Regions from separate parts of the Homo sapiens genome. Here all the other regions are linked to region 2. A link is a loop called in an ENCODE intact Hi-C map of the cell type or tissue named here. Cell type or tissue: dorsolateral prefrontal cortex. All regions are shown on one strand. Each heading gives the region's core, and the rest is flanking DNA. Links, peaks and the distances in the headings are about the cores only.

What was found. A loop is a pair of places that touch in the nucleus more often than their neighbours do. Peaks named below come from ENCODE experiments on the same cell type or tissue, not always from the same donor. Only the 100,000 strongest peaks of a DNase experiment are listed, where the experiment ranks them.
Region 1: a loop joins it to region 2, with 2.3 times the contacts of the local background. A loop is called at or near these places in 51 of 110 quality-filtered maps.
Region 3: a loop joins it to region 2, with 2.5 times the contacts of the local background. A loop is called at or near these places in 63 of 110 quality-filtered maps.

What each region holds. Positions count from the first base shown.
Region 1 is chr2:179,437,565-179,444,982 of GRCh38, reverse strand. It overlaps ZNF385B (zinc finger protein 385B), which reads left to right. Exons shown (of 10, transcript NM_152520.6): 9 at 6-107; 10 at 1,515-3,001. The coding sequence ends at 1,733. Among named protein-coding and RNA genes, the nearest start is that of SESTD1, 180 kb to the right of the region's middle. RefSeq lists a silencer at 1,447-1,741. In dorsolateral prefrontal cortex, for the core only: a CTCF peak has its summit at 4,139 (motif pointing right); no DNase peak of the experiment used is centred there; H3K27ac peaks cover 403 bases.
Region 2 is chr2:179,214,889-179,222,306 of GRCh38, reverse strand. All of the region lies in intron 1 of SESTD1 (SEC14 and spectrin domain containing 1), which reads left to right. Among named protein-coding and RNA genes, the nearest start is that of SESTD1, 46 kb to the left of the region's middle. In dorsolateral prefrontal cortex, for the core only: CTCF peaks have their summits at 2,930 and 3,129 (motif pointing left); a DNase peak (open chromatin) is centred at 3,146; H3K27ac peaks cover 1,490 bases.
Region 3 is chr2:179,337,090-179,344,507 of GRCh38, reverse strand. No RefSeq gene overlaps it. Among named protein-coding and RNA genes, the nearest start is that of SESTD1, 76 kb to the right of the region's middle. RefSeq lists an enhancer at 1-557. In dorsolateral prefrontal cortex, for the core only: a CTCF peak has its summit at 3,583 (motif pointing right); no DNase peak of the experiment used is centred there.

The DNA.
Region 1 (7,418 bases), core at 1,290-6,289, 220 kb before region 2:
TTCAGCACATTTCTAGCCGAAGGCATAAAGATCGAGTTGCAGGGAAACCACTGAAGCCAAAATACAGCCCTTACAACAAACTCCAGCGGAGCCCGAGTATTCTAGCAGTAAGTTTACCTCACCTGCTCACCTGTTTTGTGGGGCAGCCTTGCTGGGTTGGGCAGCCATTGTGGGCAAGGAGGGCATAGAGTCTAATGTCATGAAAGGTTTCAAATTTAAATAGCCCTCATAGACAGAAGTTTTAGAATGAACTGCTTAGTTCCTGCTATAGGGCAACTTACTTAGAAAACAGAAACTGAACCTCTTTAAGAGCTAATATTTTACTCTTTACCAAGTTGTTTTCAAAAGACTATCCTCTTTAGCATATAAAGTAAAGGCTCAAGAACAAGGACAAGTGATGCCTAAGGAATCCTGGAATGCTGAACCTGGAAAGAGGGATTTCTTTCATAAAACAAAAATCCATCCATTTAATTTAATATCCTCATGCTTTCTGTTTTTTATTATTATTATTATTTGGCATGAGAAGGTAAAGCGGTGTCTGTATCGTGTGCTCTCTCCATTCTAGCAGGCATGTTGGTAATTAGCCTGTTTTATCTGCTCTCAATATGTGCTATTTTCAGTGTCTTTGCAAAAACACCTAGGGACTCCAGCAATAAGTGTCATATAAATACCAAGATGGATAGATTTCACAATCTCCCTGGGACTGGGCCCAGTGCAGTGTTCAGTCTGAGGATGAAGCTGAGCTTGTCCAGCTGGAGGCAATTCTGAGATTACCTTCCAGCTTCTCCAAAGCCTCTGTCTGATGCTGCAAGCAGGTGTTACCTGCATTAAGCAAATCCAGCTTGCAATGCTCCTCCTGATTGCAAGAGAGAGAAATTAAGGATTGATTTCTTCACAGGAGGATTCCATCCTGGCATTCCGTTAAATAGAGAGTTTCTACCCACTTACAATCATTCTCAACAACAGAAATTTGATTTAGCTGTGATTTTTCAAGGACTACTCATTAAGTAGCCAGTGAGAGAGGTGTGAACTGACTGTTTTCTTGACTCTTCAGGGTCCCTAAAGTCCTGAACTCATTACCTAACCTCAATGCAGCTTATCTAAGAGAAGGGAAGGATCACACTTATTCTCAAAAAACAAAACAAAAGTCTCTAGGTCTCGTCATGGTTTAAGACAAGCCTGAATTTTGCATTGAACTTCATCATCTAAGCAGGAAACTTCTGGGCATGTTTTTTTTCCTGGTGAGCAGCAGCATAAAATAGCTTTAGAATTTATTCAGAGGCCTTTCCCTGTGCCCTAGCACACAGGAGCAAAGACCACCAAATAAAAGAAAGCTATGCCATGAGCCACTGAAACCAGCATTGTGAAAATAATGATTTCTTGACTTCTGAGAGTGAAGATTTTCAAAATTTAAGACTTCTTAATGTTGGTGTTTTACTTATGAAAAGATGCCTGTGGTGCTGTTATTCAAAAACAGGATCTCCACCCCATTCCTGGTTTTCTCCCTCCCTTAGGCAAAACTTGCATTCCAGAAAGATATGATGAAGCCTTTGGCCCCAGCCTTCCTGTCCTCACCTCTCGCAGCGGCGGCAGCCGTGTCCTCAGCGCTGTCACTCCCACCCCGGCCCTCTGCCTCGCTCTTCCAGGCTCCAGCCATTCCTCCAGCTCTTCTGAGGCCTGGGCATGGGCCCATCCGCGCCACTCCTGCCTCCATCCTCTTTGCTCCGTACTAACGTCTGCAAACCCCAAGACGTTTGAGGCCAGTAGGAAGTTGAGAAAGAAAGCCACAAGGATTCAGCAATTTAAGCAGTTTGTGTTGCAGTACCCCCCATTCACCCACAAAATGCAGCCCACCACCCAGTCCCCCAATTCCAGAGAGAAACACATCACTAGATTGACGAGGGCTTTTAGAGACTGCTCCTATAATTGAGGAATCAGCAGCATAGGCTTTATCTCCCTACTTCCTCCCCCACCCTACCGCGTTCAATTTGTGTATCTCAGATATTTGATTTCTTGAGCATGTATTGGTCAGAAAGAAAAAGAAAGAAAACCATTCTCTATTTTTCCATGGGTATGATCTGGCTTAAAACAATATGGAATATTTTCCTGACAGACTTGAAAACTAGGATCTTCCTCAGATGTCTGTAAATAACTCTGGTATCCAACTGGGTGTATTCTAGTGTGGAACAAAAAACAGTGAACACAAGTGCTTACTTGTGGATACTATCTTACCAACGGATCACAAAGTTCTCTTTTTGGTGTACTGTTGTTGACAGGGATTGTGTACTGTTTCGACCCAAGTACTGCTGTATCCTGTGTAGTACTAGATCTGTATCTCTTGTCTGAATTAAACATTTTTAGTTGCTGTGTAAATGTTAGGAAGCAAAGTAGCTTTGAATTTTCTCTGTAAGAGAATAAAAGATAAAATAATGTATTTTCTTTATTTCACATTTTATTTGGAGATATTTAAATGAAATAGAAAGCCATATAACATAGCTATAATTACTACCTGTTTGCTATTTTTGTTTAACTTATTTTGTAGCTTCCTCACTGGTTTGTGTTGCTAAGCAAACGTATACAAACAGAAAAAGAGCTTCCTAAATTGCACATTTTTGCACCTCTTGTGCATTCTGCAAGAAGACAATGAATCCATGTATTTCTATATAAGTATCTTCTTCATTTTTAACCTGTTTTCATTTGTAATGATGCTACATAATTTTGTGGCTCCCTAATGCAATAATGTACAGAAGATAAAAAAATTTATAATTGAACAATTTGTCTTTCTGTTCGCTGAATATATTGCAGGTCATGCTCCCATGCCCCCCTTTCTAAGCCGATATCAACAAGACTGGAATGTTTGTGATATCAGGGGCAAGAGTTATCATAGAACAACAAAATAGAGTGGACTCTTTTAGAGCATCTATATCTGCAACCTGTAAATGGTAAAATGTCTGTGTATTTTTTTAAATGTACCTTTTCAATAAAAGTACAAAAAATAAAATCTGTTTGTATTTTCAGTGTTTTTTTTCTCCTGAGACACCTCCAATTTGAAATCATCTGATGAAAGATTTTTAGTAGGTGCAAAGATTGCTTCTTACATAGCATTTTTAGCTCTTGTTTGCAGCATATTTATTTGTCATGTTTATTCATTACTGTTCACAGCATCTGCATGAGGTGAAATTTTACTGCCATTTTCTCTCTGAATCTCTAAGAAGTTGGGCCAAAGTTGTTGAGTCACCCAAAATCACAGTAGCAGCCTGCAAAAAACTTTGGACTCGGATTTTTTTTAACTTACTGTGGGTCCTCTAAATCTCTAGTTCATCTTTTATTGGTGTCCGTGGCATTTATGATCTCTTTTCAGAGAATTTTTTCCACTTCTCCTCCTTTGCCTTCTCCAATCAGCACATCCTCCTTTTCTTCCACCTCATTCTGTTGCTTTTAAGTACAAAGATCAATATATCACTGTGTGTTCTGGTAAATTATTGCTGCTTACAAGACTGCTCTAAAACTTAGTAGCTTAAAATAATAGCCATTTGATAACTAGTTATATCAGAATTTCATGGGTCAAGAATTCCAGCAGGGTTTGGCCGGGCTGTTCTTCTCTTCCCGGTGGCATCAATAGAGTACCTTTGTTAGTATTCGGCTCTCAGGCGGGCTGGGCTGGAGGGCCCAGGATGACTTCACTCATATGTCTGCCCAGTCAAAAATGACTGCAAGGTTGAGCCTTACTGGAACCATCTACCAAAGGACTTCCATGTGGCCTCCGCAGCATCCTCCTTGTTGTAGCAGCTAGTTACATAGTAGCAGAGAGAACATTTTAAGAGTCCTGGGTAAAAATCAAGAAGTAGTGTTGAAACTCCCAGCACGTCTTCTGCTGCATTCCATTGATCATGCAAGTCACTAAGACCAATTCAGATTCAAGGGGAAGAAAATTAGACGTCGTTTCCCAATGTGAAGAAGAAAAAGAGTTTGCCACCATCTTTAATCGACCACACTGTTATAGAATTTGGAGGGGAGTGGCTACAAAACCATTACAGATCCTGTTTCTCCCTACCCTGCATGCAAACCCTGTCAGTTTTTAAAAATGAGAATTAGTGGGACTTAGATTCTCATTTCTAAAAATTTAAGGCCAGTAGGTGGCAGTGTAGCTGTGATGCATGGCAATAGACTTCCTCTTTGAGTTTATCCAACTGAAAATTGTTGACCTTAATATTTTAGTCTTATAATCAGGTTTCTTTCAGACTCTAGTAAGATTTCAGTTTGATATTCAGAATTTGGTGTTTTTTAAAAATATGACTCATTTGAAGTCTAACAATACTAGTTACACTTAACCTTGGTTGGACCTTCAGTTGTGATTTATAGACAGCATGCCCTGAAGGAATTGTGTTTCCATTTAACACTTTGGAGTACTTTTTATTTTTATTTTTAGGGACTTCAGTGGCCATGATATTTTGTTTACCTTTCATTATCCTACATTTCATTAAAGCTTACTGCAATCCTCAAAAATTTGTAAATGGCAGTATTTAAATAGACTCAGGAAATTACTGATTAGATCTATAGAGTCAAGATTTGTTAAAATTACCTCAGGGAAGAAGTACAAAAGAATGCCAGTTAATTAAAATGAATGCTTTCAAAAGAAGCCGTGAGTAGCTTCAAGCAATTATTTATAAAACACTATTAAACACATATATCTCATCGTCCACCCTGATTCTGAAGTGCTAGTGTGGGTCAACCCTGGAAAGGATATACGTATTTGAACTAACACCTCTTCCTATGCTATTTCTAATGAGAAAAGAGTGCCACTCTACTTCACTTATTGTGAAAGTTAAAAAACATACTGCTTCCTCTGACACAGTCTAGTTCTGGTCTCTGTAGAATCGGAAAACCGGTCTCAGGTAGGGTTGCCAGATAAAACATAAACTACCCAGTTAAATTTGAATTTCAAATAAACAATGAATAATTGTTTGGTGTAATATTTTAAATAATGTTTAGTACAATATTGCACATTGCAGAAGTATGTTTCATAAATACACATGCAATATTTGGGACCTACTTATACTAGAAGATTATTTATTGTTTATCTAAAAGTCAAATTTAAGTGGGCATCCTATATTTTTATTTGCTAAATGTGGCAACCTTTTTCTCAGGAGGATTTCTCCTCATCTCAAGAACCATGATGCTTTAGGAGAGAAACAACCTCTTGAGTATTAAAAAGAAAATAATGAGTTTTTTAAAGGCACATTGTAATATATACTCACAAATAGGCAGAGGAAGGAACCTGCGTGAAGTAAAAGTCAATGATATATTGACTTTGCATAGGACCAGCAAGGGGGAAAATGTAACTGCAGATGCCTCTTACTTAAAGCTACAGTGATAGCTGTCTATCAAAATTAAACTATTGTAAAAGGAAAAAACAATTTTAATTTGTCTTATTCACCATCCACAGCACCGTTGATTTTCTTTTCTACCCTAAATGAATTCTGGCTTTTCAGAGCAGAAATAGATACGGTTATGTCGAATTTTTCTCTCAGATAGTGTTTAAAACAAAACGCAAAAAAACTATACTGCATTCAATGTCACTGGGAAAGAGAACCAAGAAAATTCCCACTGGAAAAACGAACAAACGAAGGAGAAAGACCTGGCAGAGCATCAGATGGAAATCCTGTTGTGCAGACTCCCAAAGGGAGCCTAAAGAGACTGACCAAGGAGATTGAATTTGGGGATCTTTTGGAAAATGGGCACCCACTGCCTGGGGTGCCATCAGGGAGAAGAAACATGCGGGGAGGAAAGAAGTGTCCAGGAGCTGTTTGACGGATAAAGATTAAGTTAGCCTCAAGGAATATACACCGTAGATAAGCACAGGCATCTTCAGGTGACAGGGTGAAGGATTTCACTCCATCTCTGCAGGTCTGTGTGGATTCTGGCTTTTCTTAACAGTGTTTCTTCCATCTGATCCTTGTTTTGTTAATATGATGTCCCTCGATGTCAGAGGTGTCATGTCTCTTTGGGAAAATATTAGTTTCTAGTACCGTGGTGGGTTGAGGAGAAGCTGTGCAGTGCAAGAGCAAATTCCACAGGGGATGCTACGTTTGCCTCCTTCCCTCCTCCATGTAATTAGCTCCATAGGGGAATTCATCAAGGACATGTCATTGCAGGTTCTCAGCAGCTATGGAGTGTGACTTGGTAATTGCCTTTATGTCTTTGGCTAACATTTCTACAGCCAGAATGACTGATGTATTCTTCTATTCCTAGCTAAGTGCTCAAAATGCATAAAACCTCTAGTCGTCAGAATTCCTTCTGTAGGTGCAATGAAAATATCTTCATGTCATATTTTTCATTTTAAGAAGTCACTTAACAGATAATTCGACAAGCTTGACATTAAGCATCTGCTGTTTATTTTTATTATAGTGAAAAAGTAAAATTAGGATATAGCAGAAGTAAATAAGAAAAATACATAATTTGCAAAGACCTGAATTCAAATCCTGATCATGTCATACGCACATTAGTTCAGTGATCTTATGTCAGAAAAATATTGTATGTTGTTTCCCCAAAGCCTCAGTTTTTCACATATATAAAATAGATATAATAGTATTCAACTCACAGGGTGATTCTAAGAAGCACATATAACTAAACATGTGAGAATGTTTTTTGTACATTATTACATGCTATATAAATTTGCATAGTAAATGGATAAGTCAAATAATTTTTTTCATTTTAAATTTGTAAATTATAAGATTCTCTCAAATTAGCCAACTTTTTGCTACCTTGCATTTATTTATTTTATTATAGGTTCAGTGGATACATGTGTAGGTTTGTTATATATATATAAAACATTTTATATATATAACATTATATATATTTTATATATATAACGTTATATATATTTTATATATATAACAAATATATATATTTGTTATATATATATAATAAATATATATTATATTTATTATATATATATAACAAATATAATATATATTATATATATATAACAAATATAATATATATTTATATATTATATATATAATATTTTATATATATATGGCATGATGCTGGGGTTTGGGCTTCTAATGAACAAATATATATATAAAATATATATTTATATATTATATATAATAATTTTATATATATATGTATGGCATGATGCTGGGGGTTTGGGCTTCTAATGAACATAGGACCCAATAGGCAGTTTTTCAACTTGCCCCCCCTCCCTTCTTCCCCACTTATGGAGTCCCCAGTGCCTGGTGTTTCCATCTTTATGTCCATGTGTACTCATCGTTTAGCTCCCAAGTGAAAATATGCAGAATCTGATTTTCTGTTTCTGCGTTATTTCACTTAGGATAATGCCCTCCAGCTGCACCGAGGTTGCTGCAAGGAACATGATTTCATTCTTTTTTATGTCAAATTAGCCAATTTTAAGT
Region 2 (7,418 bases), core at 970-5,969:
CCAAAACCACATAGCTAGTAAGTGGCTGGCCGGGAGTCACACCCTGGCTCCAAGGCCATGTTTTTTGCCACTGCACTAAACTTTATTTCAGGGAGAACAACTCTTTGGAACAGAATCCCATAGTAGAGAGATCTTTGGTGGGGGAAGTCTTTTTTTGGGATAGATAGCTAATATCGCTTACAGTCCTTATGAGAGAGAAAAGAGGTGGTCACTCTATAAATACTTGGTTTTCCATGTGTCCTATGTTTGTTCCAAAATGACATTTTAATAATTGAACAAGTTTAATAGTTGACCAGATTGAAAATTTGCAGAATGTTCTATTGTTTCAGTAGTTTTACTACAAAAAATACAATATATGTTGTTTTTTGTTTTTTAATTTTTTTTTTTGAGACAGGGTCTAACTCCGTCACCCAGGCTGGAGTACAGTAGCACAATCATGGCTCACTGCAGCCTTGACCTCCTGGGCTCAAGGGATCCTCTCACCTCAGACTCCTGAGTAGCTGGGACCACACAGGTGCATACCACCATGCCTGGCTAATTTTTTTATTTTTTGTGGAGATGGGGTCACACTGTGTTGCCCAGGCTGGTCTCAAACTCGTAGGCTCATACAGTCCTCTCACCTTGGTCTTCCGAAGTGCTGAGATTACAGGCATGAGCCACCATGCCTGGGGCATTTTTTTTTTTTTTTCCTTAACAGTCTCACTCTGTCACCCAGGCTGGAGTGCAGTGGCGCCATCTTGGCTCACTGCAACCTCTGCCTTTGCCTCCTGGCTTCAAGCGATTCTCCTGCCTCAGCCTCCCGAGTAGCTGGGGTTACAGGCATGCACCTCCACGCCTGGCTAATTTTTGTATTTTTAGTAGAGATGGGGTTTCACTATGTTGGCCAGGCTGGTCTTGAACGCCTGACCTCAGGTGATCCACCTGCCTCGGCCTCCCAAAGTGCTAGGATTACAGGTGTGAGCCACTGCACCCAGCCCCATTTTTTTTTTTTTAATGGGACTTTCACTCTGATGAAAGCAACTCATACATCTCACTGGCTTTTTTCTGCCTTGGTAACACTATTATAATTTCCATTTTAAAGCAATATTCCATTTTTTAAGTTAAAACTTTTTTAACCTTTTTTAAAAACTATTTTTACATTTCCTCCCCTCCCCAATGTAGTGTTTGGTACATACCAAATATTTACATTATACAGACAAAAAAATTTAGTGCCAAAATCTCAATTCATGATACAGGTATATTATTTCATTTGAACAAAAGTATTATTTTATGTATTTGTGGTAGTGAACATATAAACATTTGGGCACTAAAAATTAATTTGTTATGCCAATTATGTGGAATTAGGGGCCCTGAAATACATCTGAACCTCTGTTCCGAATGCATTTAAATCTTATATATCTGGAATATTACATTTAGTCTTAACTCAATGGAAGGCATGTGTGTTTTTAACCAAGGAGAGAGGAAGAACACTTCTTTCTAGGAGGAAGATTGGGAGAGAATGAGGTTTTGTAATGACCCAGAGAAATTCTGAGTTGAAGAAGAGGAGAGGAAACACCTACAGTAGGTGAAGAGGGGTTGGAATCTGGAAATTAGATGCTGGAATTTGTGAAGTTATTGTGGCTGTATCCATTTCCTCTTCTGGTGATGGAAGGAGACCTCACCCAGCTAGGTGAATTTAGTGGACACATGCATGCCTTGGAAAAGGAAAAGGAAATGGTTCAGGTTTCTAGAGCTCAACACAAGGCTTAGATGCAGAAAATGTACAGGTAGAGAGCTCATCTAAGGGAACTGTGGCAGTAGATAATGAGGTCCTAGCCATAGGGGATACTCTAAAGCTGGGGGTTCCAGGAATATCTTGACCCTCCTGGAATTCCACAAGTGTGATTTGCTCCTCTAGTGCAATGTTCCTTTTTCCTTTTGCTGCTCCTATTTTGGTGAAGAAGCAGTCAAACTAAGGATTTATCTGTAAATTAAGAAGAGCCAAAGATTTTTAAAATTTTTTCATATATTAATATGAAAGTTAAGGAACTTTAAATCTGGACCTTCAAAAATGGAGGTTTGCTGTTGATAAGGGTTTGGTAGAATGCCTAGAGGGGTGGAGAAGGGACAGAGTGAGGAGGATGGTCTAGGGGTAGTGGCTTATATTGTAGTTTTTGAAAAGGGTTTTTAAGTGGTGGGCTGTCATTACCATTTTCAGTAGACTTTTGAATTTTAAATATAGTATAGGACTTTTAATGTTCCACTAGACTTCTTAATGTAGATTTTTTTGTCTCTTAAGGTGGATTAGCAGTAGTTTTATAGAAAACTTGAAATCTCAGAGGCTTTCTTTTCCTTTTCTCCATTTCTTACTGAATAAACTAGTTCTTGATTCATATGGTAAAAATGATATTATTCGGTGAAACTTTAACTTTCAAATTAATTTAGAGGAGCTATACATTTGGATAAATCTGTATTTTGGTGAAAGCCCTTTTAAAAAATAACTTTCATTTTAGGTCTACTCAAAGGATTGTTGTTGTTTCCTCTACAACTGTCAATATTGTTGCAAAACCAGATTAGTAATCATGCACTGGCACCTGCAATAACACACAAATTACATAAAATTTCCATTGTTGACTTGCTTCACCAATTTATTATCCTAAAGTTGAATAATGTTTATTTCTGTATAATTTTATATATGAATATGTGGAGTGATAGAGCACTGAGTACTTGTATTTGTTAATTTCTAAAATTGCTCTTACTTTGTAACAACAGTTGAAAATATTTCTAATCTCAACTTAAGGATAGTTATAACTATAGTATTTCTTCTGGAAATGCAAGGCCAAAGGGCCTGCATTCTAATTTTGTTCATTGCCATTTTGTGTCTACGTGATGTAGACTTACTAGAGATGATTTAGTTACCCCTACGCTACCCTAATGGGTTTTCACTGGTTGTTAAGAAATGCTCCTTGAAGAATTTAACTAAATTTTCCAAATAAACTGGTTGATTTATATTTATTGAGAGGGGAGTTCTAGTGTACCCACTCACATCATCAATTACAGTCTCTCATAAAGTGCAGTTTTCCCAGTCTTGATTAAAAGGCCTGCAATTCTGTTTTCTGCTGCTGAATACATCCTCTGCTGCCCTCTAATGGCAGCTCATTGATGGCACCCACTGATGTCCATCTTAACCACCAAGAACTTGCTGTTCTTGGCATCCAGCAACTTATGTAGCTGCGGGATCTTGGGTGGCTCTCCCAGTAGATAGACAGCTGGAAGGAAAAGCATGCACATGTGAATCCTGTGATTTCCCGTCAAGGTGTTGGCATTCAGGTAGTTGTGACAATGTTAGGATTCTTAGAGTAAGTGTTTTGCTTTACCATTTGTTCATTTTATTGTTCATTTATCCATTAATTCATCAGATGTTTGGGAATGCCAGAAATGTCCACTGCCTGGACTTCTGTCAATCTGTTAGGTTCTAAGTATAGATTTGTTGAGTGAGCAAATAAATACAAAAATAAATGACGTGGTCTCTGCCCTTGGGGAGACAAAATACAAACTTAAATACACCTTGGTTGCCTTTATTTTCCTCTTTAAATCTCCACAATACTGGGAAAGATAGTTAAACTAGGAAATGGATACAAATATCCATGGAAACCTAGTCTCCCTGTATTTCTAGTTCTCAGAATTCATTGTCCCTAACTGTAGAAGGGCTTTGTTCTAAGAAGTACTTATTTTGCACCTAGAAATGATATTAGTTTTTTTTGGTGCTTCTTGCTTTTGGTTGAAGGTAACACAAAATCATGGTTGCATTTTCCTTTATATTTACCAGTCTCTAAGGCATTTAATTTGTCATGAAGTGTGGCTTTCCGCCTCTTTTCTATTTAATGAACTATGACTTAAAATAGGTGCTGCTTTAAATGACCATATAAATAGGATAAGTGAAGTGCTGTGTATTTTTTTTGTTACGAATGTTGTGAATTCCTTAATTCTTTCATTTCTTAGCCTGCTTTACAAGACAAGTTTTTTTTTTAAGGTATTTTTCTTTCTACTCTTTATTATTTCATATTAGGTGAATGTCTGTTATTGGCTTCATTCCTTGTTTGAGAGTATAATCCACTCAGATGTATTTAGGTCAGATATCCCATTGTAGAAGAATGTGGACTAGTATGTTTATGTTATTTTTTAAATTTATTTTTAAATTATACTTTAAGTTCTAGGGTACATGTGCACAACGTGCAGGTTTGTTACATAGGTATACATGTGCCATATTGGTTTGCTGCACCCATCAACTCGTCATTTACATTAGGTATTTCTCCTAATGCCATCCCTCCCCCAGCCCCGCAACCCCCAACAGGCCCCAGTGTGTGACGTTCCCCGCCCTGTGTCCAAGTGTTCTCGTTGTTCAGTTTCCACCTATGAGTGAGAACATGTGGTGTTTGGTTTTCTGTCCTTGTGGTAGTTTGCTGAGAATGATGGTTTCCAGCTTCATCCATGTTTCTGCAAAGGACATGAACTCATCCTTTTTTATGGCTGCATAGTATTCCATGGTGTATATGTGCCACATTTTCTTAATCCAGTCTATCATTGATGGACATTTGGGTTGGTTCCAAGTCTTTGCTATTGTGAATAGTGCCGCAGTAAACATACGTGTGCATGTGTCTTTATAGTACCATGATTTATAATCCTTTGGGTATATAACCAGGATATAATAGGATCACGGGTCAGATGGTATTTCTAGTTCTAGATCCTTGAGGAATCACCACACTGTCTTCCACAATAGTTAAACTAATTTACACTCCCACCAACAGTGTAAAACAGTTTTTATTTCTCCACATCCTCTCCAGCATGTTTTTTCCTGATTTTTAATAATCGCCATTCTAACTGGCGTGAGATGGTATCTCACTGTGGTTTTGATTTGCATTTCTCTGATGGCCAGTGATGATGAGCATATTTTCAGGTGTCTGTTGGCTGCATAAATGTCTTCTTTTGAGAAGTGTCTATTTATATCCTTTGCCCACTTTTTGATGGGGTTGTTTTTTTCTTGTAAATTTGTTTAAGTTCTTTGTAGATTCTGGATATTAGCCCTTTGTCAGATGGGTAGATTGCAGAAATTTTCTCCCATTCTGTAGTTTGCCTGTTCACTCTGATGGTAGTTTCTTTTGCCATGCAGAAGCTCTTTAGTTTAATTAGATCCCATTTGTCAATTTTGGCTTTTGTTGCCATTGCTTTTGGTGTTTTAGTCATGAAGTCCTTGCCCATGCCTATGTCCTGAATGGTATTGCCTAGGTTTTCTTCTAGGGTTTTTATGGTTTTAGATCTAACATTTAAGTCTTTAATCCATCTTGAATTAATTTTTATATAAGGTTTAAGGAAGGGATCCAGTTTCAGCTTTCAACATATGGCTAGTCAGTTTTCCCAGCACCATTTATTAAATAGGGAATCCTTTCCCCATTTCTTGTTTTTGTCAGGTTTGTCAAAGATCAGATGGTTGTAGATGTGTGGTGTTATTTCTGAGGCCTCTGTTCTGTTCCACTGGTCTGTATGTCTGTTTTGGTACCAGTACCATGCTGTTTTGGTTACTGTAGACTTGTAGTATAGTTTGAAGTCTGGTAACATGATGCCTACAGCCTTGTTCTTTTTGCGTAGGATTGTCTTGGCAATGTGGACTCCTTTTTTGGTTGCATATGAACTTTAAAGTAGTTTTTTCCAATTCTGTGAAGAAAGTCATTGGTAGCTTGATGGGGATGGCATTGAATCTATAAATTAACCTTGGGCAGTATGGCCATTTTCACAATATTGATTCTTCCTATCCATGAGCATGGAATATTCTTCCATTTGTTTGTGTCCTCTTTTATTTCATTGAGCAGTGGTTGGTAGTTCTCCTTGAAGAGGTCCTTCACATCCGTTGTAAGTTGGATTCCTAGGTATTTTATTCTCTGAAGCAATTGTGAATGGGAGTTCACTCACGATTTGGCTCTGTGTCTGTTATTGGTGTATAGAAGGGCTTGTGGTTTTGCACATTGATTTTGTATCCTGAGACTTTGCTGAAGTTGCTTATCAGCTTAAGGAGATTTTGGGCTGAGACAGTGGGGTTTTCTAAATACACAATCATGTCATCTGCAGACAGGGGCAATTTGACTTCCTCTTTTCCTAGTTGAATACCCTTTATTTCTTTCTCCTGCCTAATTGCCCTGGCCAGAACTTCCAACGCTGTGTTGAATAGGAGTGGTGAGAGAGGGCATCCTTGTCTTGTGCAGGTTTTCAAAGGGGATGCTTCCAGTTTTTGCCCATTCACTATGATATTGGCTGTGCATTTGTCATATAGTTCTTACTATTTTGAGTTATGTTTCATCAATACCTAGTATTGAGAGTTTTTAGCATAAAGGGCTACTGAATTTTATTGAAGGCCTTTTCTGCATCTGTTGATATAATCATGTGGTTTTTGTTGTTGGTACTGTTTATGTGATGGATTACGTTTATTGATTTGCATATGATGAACCAGACTTGCATCTCAGGGATGAAGCCAACTTGATAGTGGTGGATTAGCTATTGATGTGCTGCTGGATTTGGTTTGCCAGTATTTTATTGAGGATTTTCGCATCAGTGTTCATCGGGGATATTGGTCTAAAATTCTCTTTTTTTTATTGTGTCTCTGCCAGGCTTTGGAATCAGGATGATGCTGGCCTCATAAAATGAGTTAGGGAGGATTCCCTGTTTTTCTATTGATTGGACTGGTTTGAGAAGGAATGGTACCAGCTCCTCTTTGTACCCCTGTTAGAATTCGGCTGTGAATCGTCTGGTCCTGGACTTTTTTTTGGTTGGTAGGGTATTAATTATTGCCTCAATTTCAGAGCCTGTTATTGGTCTATTCAGAGATTCAACTTCTCCCTGGTTTAATCTTGGGAGGGTGTATGTGTCCCGGAATTTATTCATTTCTTCTAGATTTTCTAGTTTATTTGCATAGAGGTGTTTATAGTATTCTCTGATGGTGGTTTGTTTTTCTGTTAGATTAGTGGTGATATCCCGTTTATCATTTTTTATTGCATCTGTTTGATTCTTCTCTCTTTTCTTATTTATTAATCTTGCTAGTGGTCTATCAATTTTGTTGATCTTTTCAAAAAACCAGCTCCTGCATTCATTGATTTTTTTGAAGGTTTTTTTGTGTCTCTATCTCCTTCAGTTCTGCTCTGATCTTACTTATTTCTTGCCTTCTGCTAGCTTTTGAATGTGTTTGCTCTTGCATCTCTAGTTCTTTTAATTGTGATGTTAGGGTGTCGATTTTGGATCTTTCCTGCTTTCTCTTGTGGGCATTTAGTGCTATAAATTTCCATCTACATGCTGCTTTAAATGTGTCTCGGAGATTCTGGTACATTGTGTCTTTGTTCTCATTGGTTTCAAAGAACATCTTTATTTCTGCCTTCATTTCCTTATTTACCCAG
Region 3 (7,418 bases), core at 1,041-6,040, 120 kb before region 2:
AGGGTGAGAAGTTCATGCAGGGTAAAAAGCACAAAGTCTATTTCAGAGTTTGAGGAAGATCATATTTCATAAATTAAAATGGCATGAATGGAAAATTCCCTATTTAGCAGCAAGGAGGTAGCTCATCAGCCTTGGGCTGGGACTGCAGAGAGTTCTGTTTGTTCTCATCCTTTCCTACTGGTCTCCACCTTTGAGTTTTTCACCAGTTAAATGGGAAGATGACCTTTGCTCCTCCTGTAATAGAAGGGTACTGAAAGGATGAATGTGTGAAGTTCTGAGCCTCTGAATGCCTTGATTTAGCTCTTGATCTTCAAACAGCTATTGCTTCAAAACCAAAGTCTGGGATTCAAACTTTCCATTTTAAATTTCCCAAAGGTCAATGAATTAAAAGTAAACTTTTTAAGTAAAAGAATGAAGCAGGCTGGACACAGGTGTTCATGCCTGTAATCCCAGAACTTTGGGAGGCCAAGGCAGGAGAATCACCTGCCAGGAGTTCAAGACCAGCCTGGGCAACATAGTGATGAGGCAAGAAAATGGGGTCTGGAGGCAGGGAACAGAAGGCCAATTCACACTTGAGCTATAACAGGAAATATCCTCTCCACAGGGCATACGCCATAAATGACTTTGTAACTTTACTTCATCCTTTTCATTTACATAGGGCGTACCCCAAGTAGAGGGTATTTAAACTCACAAAAACTCTGTAACAGGGCCTTTGAGCCCCTATTCTCAGGCCTACTCCCACACTATGGAGTGTACTTTCATTTTCGATAAATCCCTTCATTCCTTCCTTGCTTTGTGCGTTTTGTCCAATTCTTTGCTCAAGACGCCAAGAACCTGGACACCCTCCACTGTTAACAGTGAGACTTTATCTCTACAAAAAAAGTTTAAAATTAGCCAGGCATGGTAGCACATGCCTATCTATAGTCCTAGCTATTTGGGAGGATAAGGTGGGAGGATCACTTGAGCCCAGGCGGTAGAGGCTATGTGAGGTCAAGGTATTGAGCTATGATCACACCACTGCACTCCAGCCTGGGCAACAGAGCAAGACTCTGTCTCTTGAAAAAAAAAAAGAAGAAGTATGGCAGGATATACAGTAAAAGTTTGATACTATAAGCCTTTAAAAACGGGTATTGGTGAAAACTTCTTGTGAATAAACAATATTTCAAAATAAAAAAGGTTTAAAAATGAGTATTCGTCCTACTAAAACACAGGGAGCCTTCCCATAAAATAATGTGTGACTGTGATACATGACAAGACCCTCCTCAAATCCTTGTATTGCAATAATCACACCATCTATCATTCCAATAATATGGTCTCATTATAAATATATAATCTTACCCATCCTGGCAAGAACCATGTGAAGTAAGTATAATTGTCTCTCTCTTTTTTTTTTTTTTTTTTTTTTGAGACGGAGTCTCGCTCTGTCGCCCAGGCTGAAGTGCAGTGGCACAATCTCGGCTCACTGCAAATTCCACCTCCCAGGTTCAAAGGATTGTCCTGCCTCAGCCTCTCAAGTAGCTAAGATTATAGGCACCCACCACCACACCCAGCTAATTTTTGTATTTTTAGTAGAGACGGGGTTTCACCATGTTGGCCAGCCTGGTCTCAAACTCCTAACCTCAAGTGATCTGCCCACCTCGGCCTCCCAAAGTGTTGGAATTACAGGCATGAGCCACCACACCTGGCCTCATATTTTAAATAAGAAATTATTTAAAATTATCTCATATTTTAAATAAGAAAACTGAGGTTCAGAGAAATTAGGTAATTTGTCTTATATTATAGTAAGAAGCAAATACTTGGTCTATCTGAACACAAAGCCACTCTACTCATACTTTTCAGCTGATCACTCTGCTACACTGACTTCTATTGAGCTTCATGCTCCCAGCAACTCTATGGAAAAAGCATAAAATTTAGAATCACACTTCTGCTCACTCACCATGAAACTAGACAGGTACACAGCTGTCTGAACCTTAATTTCCTCAGCTCTAAAATTGGGATAACAATGTCCACCAACTGTGTTGGAACATACATGAGATAATGCAGGTAAAACATGGGGTACAGTGCCTGGCTCACATTAGGTGCTTAATAAGTATCAGAACAAAACCATACCATTCTTAACTTACACTGAAATGCACTGATATTTCACTTTTTTAAAGTGTGTTATGGTTCCCCCAACTAGATTAAAAATCTTTTATATCCTCCTTGTATCTGTTAGAATGCTATTGATTACAAGTTCTGGAAACCAGACTTATGCTGGATTAAACAGAATTAAATCAATCACCTCACATAGGAGGATGACTAGAGCAGGCTTGAGAAGTGGTCGATTCAGCAATCAGCAATGCCATTAAGGACCTAGATTCTTTCTGTCTGATCCACCAACTACAGGCTCTGCTTCACCCTAAGGCTTGTTACCCTCCAAGGTAAAGGAGGGCTATGGTGGCCTACAGTAACTATTAGCCATCACACTTCCTTCATGTCTGAGAGGAGAGGAAGGCTACCTCCCTCTGGTTCTAAGGATAAGAAAGCTTATTTCCCACACAGCTATTCAGTCTCCCCTTGCATCTCATTGGCCTGCACTAACTTTAGCTTGGGCATCCTGAACCACTCACTGGTAAAGGGAGATGGATTTTCAGGATTAATTTGATTAATCATCTGAAGAGAAGCAGAATTTGTCCACTACCCTGCTCAAAGCTTTATATATTAGGGTCCAATTCCTACTCCATGAATGGCTGAATGGATTAGAACAAGCTTATTTAAGAATACAAATGGAAACTCTTGCAACACCCAGAAAGTTGACAGTAAATTGGCATAGAAATAAACCCAGTTTGTCCAGTTTCCAAGTGCGCAATGCCTCATGTCCAGTGTTTATGCAGAAAGGGGTGGTAAGGGAACCCATGCTTACACACACTTTCACCTTAGACCAATCCTGTTGTGACACTAATTAACTTACATCTATAAATACAATTCTCAAGTACAGATGACATGAATGTGCAGAAGGAAAACAAGACTCTTAACACATTATCTACAGCAGGTTCCTCAAGAGATAATTTAGAGGGTGCATATTCACTGCCTTAAATGACATTAAATTATGTAAGAGTTAATCTCTATTCAGCCCCTTTTCAGTCCTCACGATACTATGAAAATGAAAGCCAGTTCACTGCTGAGTGTTTACTACCCTCTCACACTTGTTAATCTCCCTTTGGAGCTTTGAAGAGCATATATCTGGACTTTCAAACATTGTTTTGCTTGCCTTCAATTATTTTTACACTTATCTTGTATTTGTGATAAGCAGTATTGGTCTTTCCATTTGAAATATTAATATGAAGTTTCATTTGAAAATATATCGATTTAAGAAAAAGAAAGCCAATTAAAATAATTAATTTAGAGAAGAGATTGTACAGAGATATGTTAAAAATTATGATGGTAATATGTACTGATACGTGAATATGGCAAAAATATGAAAGAATGTATTATGAGAAGACTACAGTCTGAAAGGCATTTAACTCGGATAATTAGAGAATGCTTTCTGATATTTAAGGATAAAGAAATGCTAACGCATAGGGCAATTATTTCAGGAACCACATGAGGGCAGCGAATCAGTAACTGTAAAGACAATTTGGGCAGCACCAGGTCTTCTTACTTAATACCATTGTTGCTCAAAATGTGTTCCACAGACCAGCAGCATAAGTATCATTCCAGCAAGATTTCCTAAGCAATTCTCATGCACATTAAAGTTTGAAAAGCTAAAGTTAGTGCCTCAGCCTGCTGAGTAGCTGGGACTAAAGGGCATGCACCACCACACCTGGCTTCATTCAACAAATATTTTTGAGCACCGTCTAAATGCTAGGGATATAGAAGGAACAAGACAAACAAGGTCTCTGCTCTGGGGGAAGTGACTTCTAGAATGTGAGAGAAGACATATACAAACAAACAACAACAACAAAAAGACAAAACAGAATAATATGATTGTGAGTGTGGAAAGTGAACAACCTTAGAGCAAGTCATCAGGCAAAGGCTCTCTGAGAATGAGACATTTGCTCCAAGACCTGAGAATGTGACATTTGCTCAGGGCCTTGCAGGAAGAAACTTCCAATTAGAGGACAGCTAGCAAAAAGACCCCAAAACAAGATCAAGTTTGGCATGCTTGAGGAACAAAAAGAATCAGTGCACCTATATCAGACTAATCAAGGTAGTGATTACTATGTATAAAACTATGTTGGCAAAGATTCGGTGAATGAATGTGTTTCTGTGTGGTGCAGGTCAAGGTGATGTGAGAGCACAATGTGATGAGCCCAGAGGCTCCAAGCTCTGCTGTGATATTTGTACATATTTGTACTGCCTGGAGTTAATTAATGGTTGTAGGGGAAGAGAAATGCTTTGCATATTGGGGCTGGGTTGACTTGAGATTCCTGCTGATGCTCAGAAATGGACCTATTTGAATGATTTTTGTCATGGACAGAAATGTATCTGATCCCATCACTTTATGTTGTATATTGCACATTGAGTTATTTTGGAGTGCTTTATCACGGTGGCTCTGGAAGAGAGGCAGAAATCGAACCCACTCATGAAAAAGTCCTGGATATTAAAAAATTTAGACCTATCAGTAACTTTTATAAGAACCTTCTGTTGAGAATCTATTTTTTCCAAAGCATCATCACTCTTCATAATTAGTTCTATAATTTCCCATAGAATATGATCCATTTCATTTGAAGTGCTAAAACCAAGCACTAGTAGTTGATCACTGTCTGTCTATAATTTGCATTGTTCTTTATCCAGGAAAATATTAGTTCTTATTAGCCAGATAGAGATCTATTATGAATGTCAATGTAACTTAATTAAAGCATAATATTAATCATAATACTATCTTCCGACTCAAATACTTCCCCAATGATGTTTACTTATGTAGACCTTTGCTGAGGAAATACAAAAATAAATCAGATGAAAGCATTTTTGATGAATAGAGAGATTTAACCAAAGCCTTTCTTAATGAAAAAATAATGTACTAGAAAGTATAGAAAGAATTGTATCTGCTAAGTCATATTCAAAAGAGGATCCCAATAAAATAAGAAATGTATTTTACCAACTTTATATCTAAACATTAAGTAATATTTTTTTAAACTTCTGAGTGTTTCGTGCACTGTGTGTTATAAATATTAGCCAAAAAATCAAGCGCATAACCTCTACTAGTTTTCCCAAATTTTATTTATTACTATTTAAAATGCACAATAAAATCTTAGGCCTTAGAAAAAGTTTAGCCACAATCACAGTTTTCTTGTTTAGTATCTACATATATAATAACATTGAAAACCAAAGTGTCCTCTTCGTTATTGAGGATGACTGTAATTTATTTGGGGAAAGTTGCTCATTATTTTGGGAAAATATTCTAATAAATTTTTGGTTAGGCAAGATAAGGCCCAAAACTTGGCACTGGAACAGTGTTTGGGGATGGTGGAGTGGTGGGCAGTGAATACTGAGTCAAAAAGGTGGCAATGGAGGAAAAAGAGGTTCTCAAAGTCCAGCCAAAAAATCATGGATTTTTGGAGAGTGGTTTAACTCTCCAAAGTTAAGCGACTCTCCATAAAAGGCTGTCTTCCTCAGTGTAGAGAATGTTGCAATAACTTGTTTAGAACTTTCTGGTTGGGGTTGTAGTTGCCCCAGAAACAGCTGAGTTGTCATACAGGAATTAAAGAGGAAAAGAGAATGAGGACTTAGATCTGTACAAGAGTGACCCTAGCCACAAGAGAAAAGGTGAAAAGAGAAAATAAAAAATCCCTCCTTAGCGATCCTCGGAGGACTTGGAACAAGCACCACAGTACTTCCAGCAGTCTCCTGGGATAAGGGCCTTGAATTACAGTACTAAAAGAAAGAGTCATCCCAGGAGGCTGGGGAAATTTATGGATATTCAGTTTGCACCTTAATTTATTCTGTTGAAATTCTTTTGGATGCAAGTAGCAAAAAAGTATCCTGATTAGATTAAACAATAAATGGGAATTTTTAGTTCAATAGATTAAAAAGTCCAAACATTTTATGGGAGTTAAGGTGAGATTTGGTCAGGTACAGCTTCTTTGAGACATGGGTCTTTGAATCTTCTTCCTGGCGTACATCAGCTTTGCCCTCAGGCTGTCTTCGTAAGGTGACTGCAGCATCAACTGAGACCACCTGCACCTCAGTCACATCCAAAAGAAGAGGCTGGATTCCTCCAACCAATGAACAAGGGAAATGTCATGTGTCGATTACTAGGCCTACATTACCTGAGCTAATAAAGATGTCGAGGGGACTGGGCTACCCGGGTTGGTTTTGATATGTCAGGGCTAAGGACTGCCATGGAAATGGAGTCAAGCATTATGAGGGAAGAAGGGAGAATGCTTGGAAGATAACTTTGATGTCCTTTATGAAAATCTTACTATCGTCTGGGCACGGTGGCTCAGGCCTGTAATTCCAGCACTTTGGGAGCCTGAGGCGGGCAGATTGCCTGAGCTCAGGAGTTCGAGACCAGCCTGGGCAACATGGCGAAACCCCCTCTTTACTAAACATACAAAAAATTAGCCAGGTGCAGTGGTGGGCGCCTGTAATCCCAGCTACTCAGGAGGGTGAGGCAGGAGAATCAACTGAACCCGGGAGGCGTAGGTTGCAGTGAGCCGAGATCGTGCTACTGCACTCCAGCCTGGGCGACAGAGTGAGACTCTTGCTGAACTTTTACATTGGGAAGAGTCTTAGGAAGAAGTTTACGGTCCACTAAAATTTCAGTTAACTGCTCAAGAAACTCCAAATTTAGTTTTCTTTCCATAGCTGCTACATAATAAAATTATCTTAAATTTAGCAATGCTATTTTTTCAGAGTTAGCCAAAACCCATTTAATCTATAGTATTTTTAGTGAAACTTACCGTACTGAGAACTGAATATTTTAATAAACTGATAGCAATTTGAAAACTTTTAAGACTCAAGCAACTCAAGACTTCTCATGAAGGCAGAAGCTGGATACTGGAGGAACTTGCAGTTCTTGAGACCGCAGAGGGGGATTGGCCTCTGCAACCCCACAGTCAGAAGCCAAGGCATGCTGCCCAAATATAATGCCAGCTGTGCAGCCTGAAAAAGGAGCCCAGCTGTGAGACTCAAAAGGATTTTTAGGACTCCCTCTGGGCATCCTTGCACCAGCATACGGGGGCTCTCCCAATAAATACCAAAAGTCTGAGTAGCAGGAATTCCTGCCAGCAGCCACACAGTTGGAGTGATCCTTTAAGCAGCAAACAATATTTTCCAGATGTACAGACTCAGTGTGCTGGGAGATCGGCTTGGGGTAAACAGGCTAGATGTTTATGCCTGCTGACTGAAGAGGGTGTGTGGCTGGTGCCCTTCTAGACATGAATTAAAAAATTCAGTTGTATCTGTTTTACCACAGTGAAGAAAGAACTAAAGAA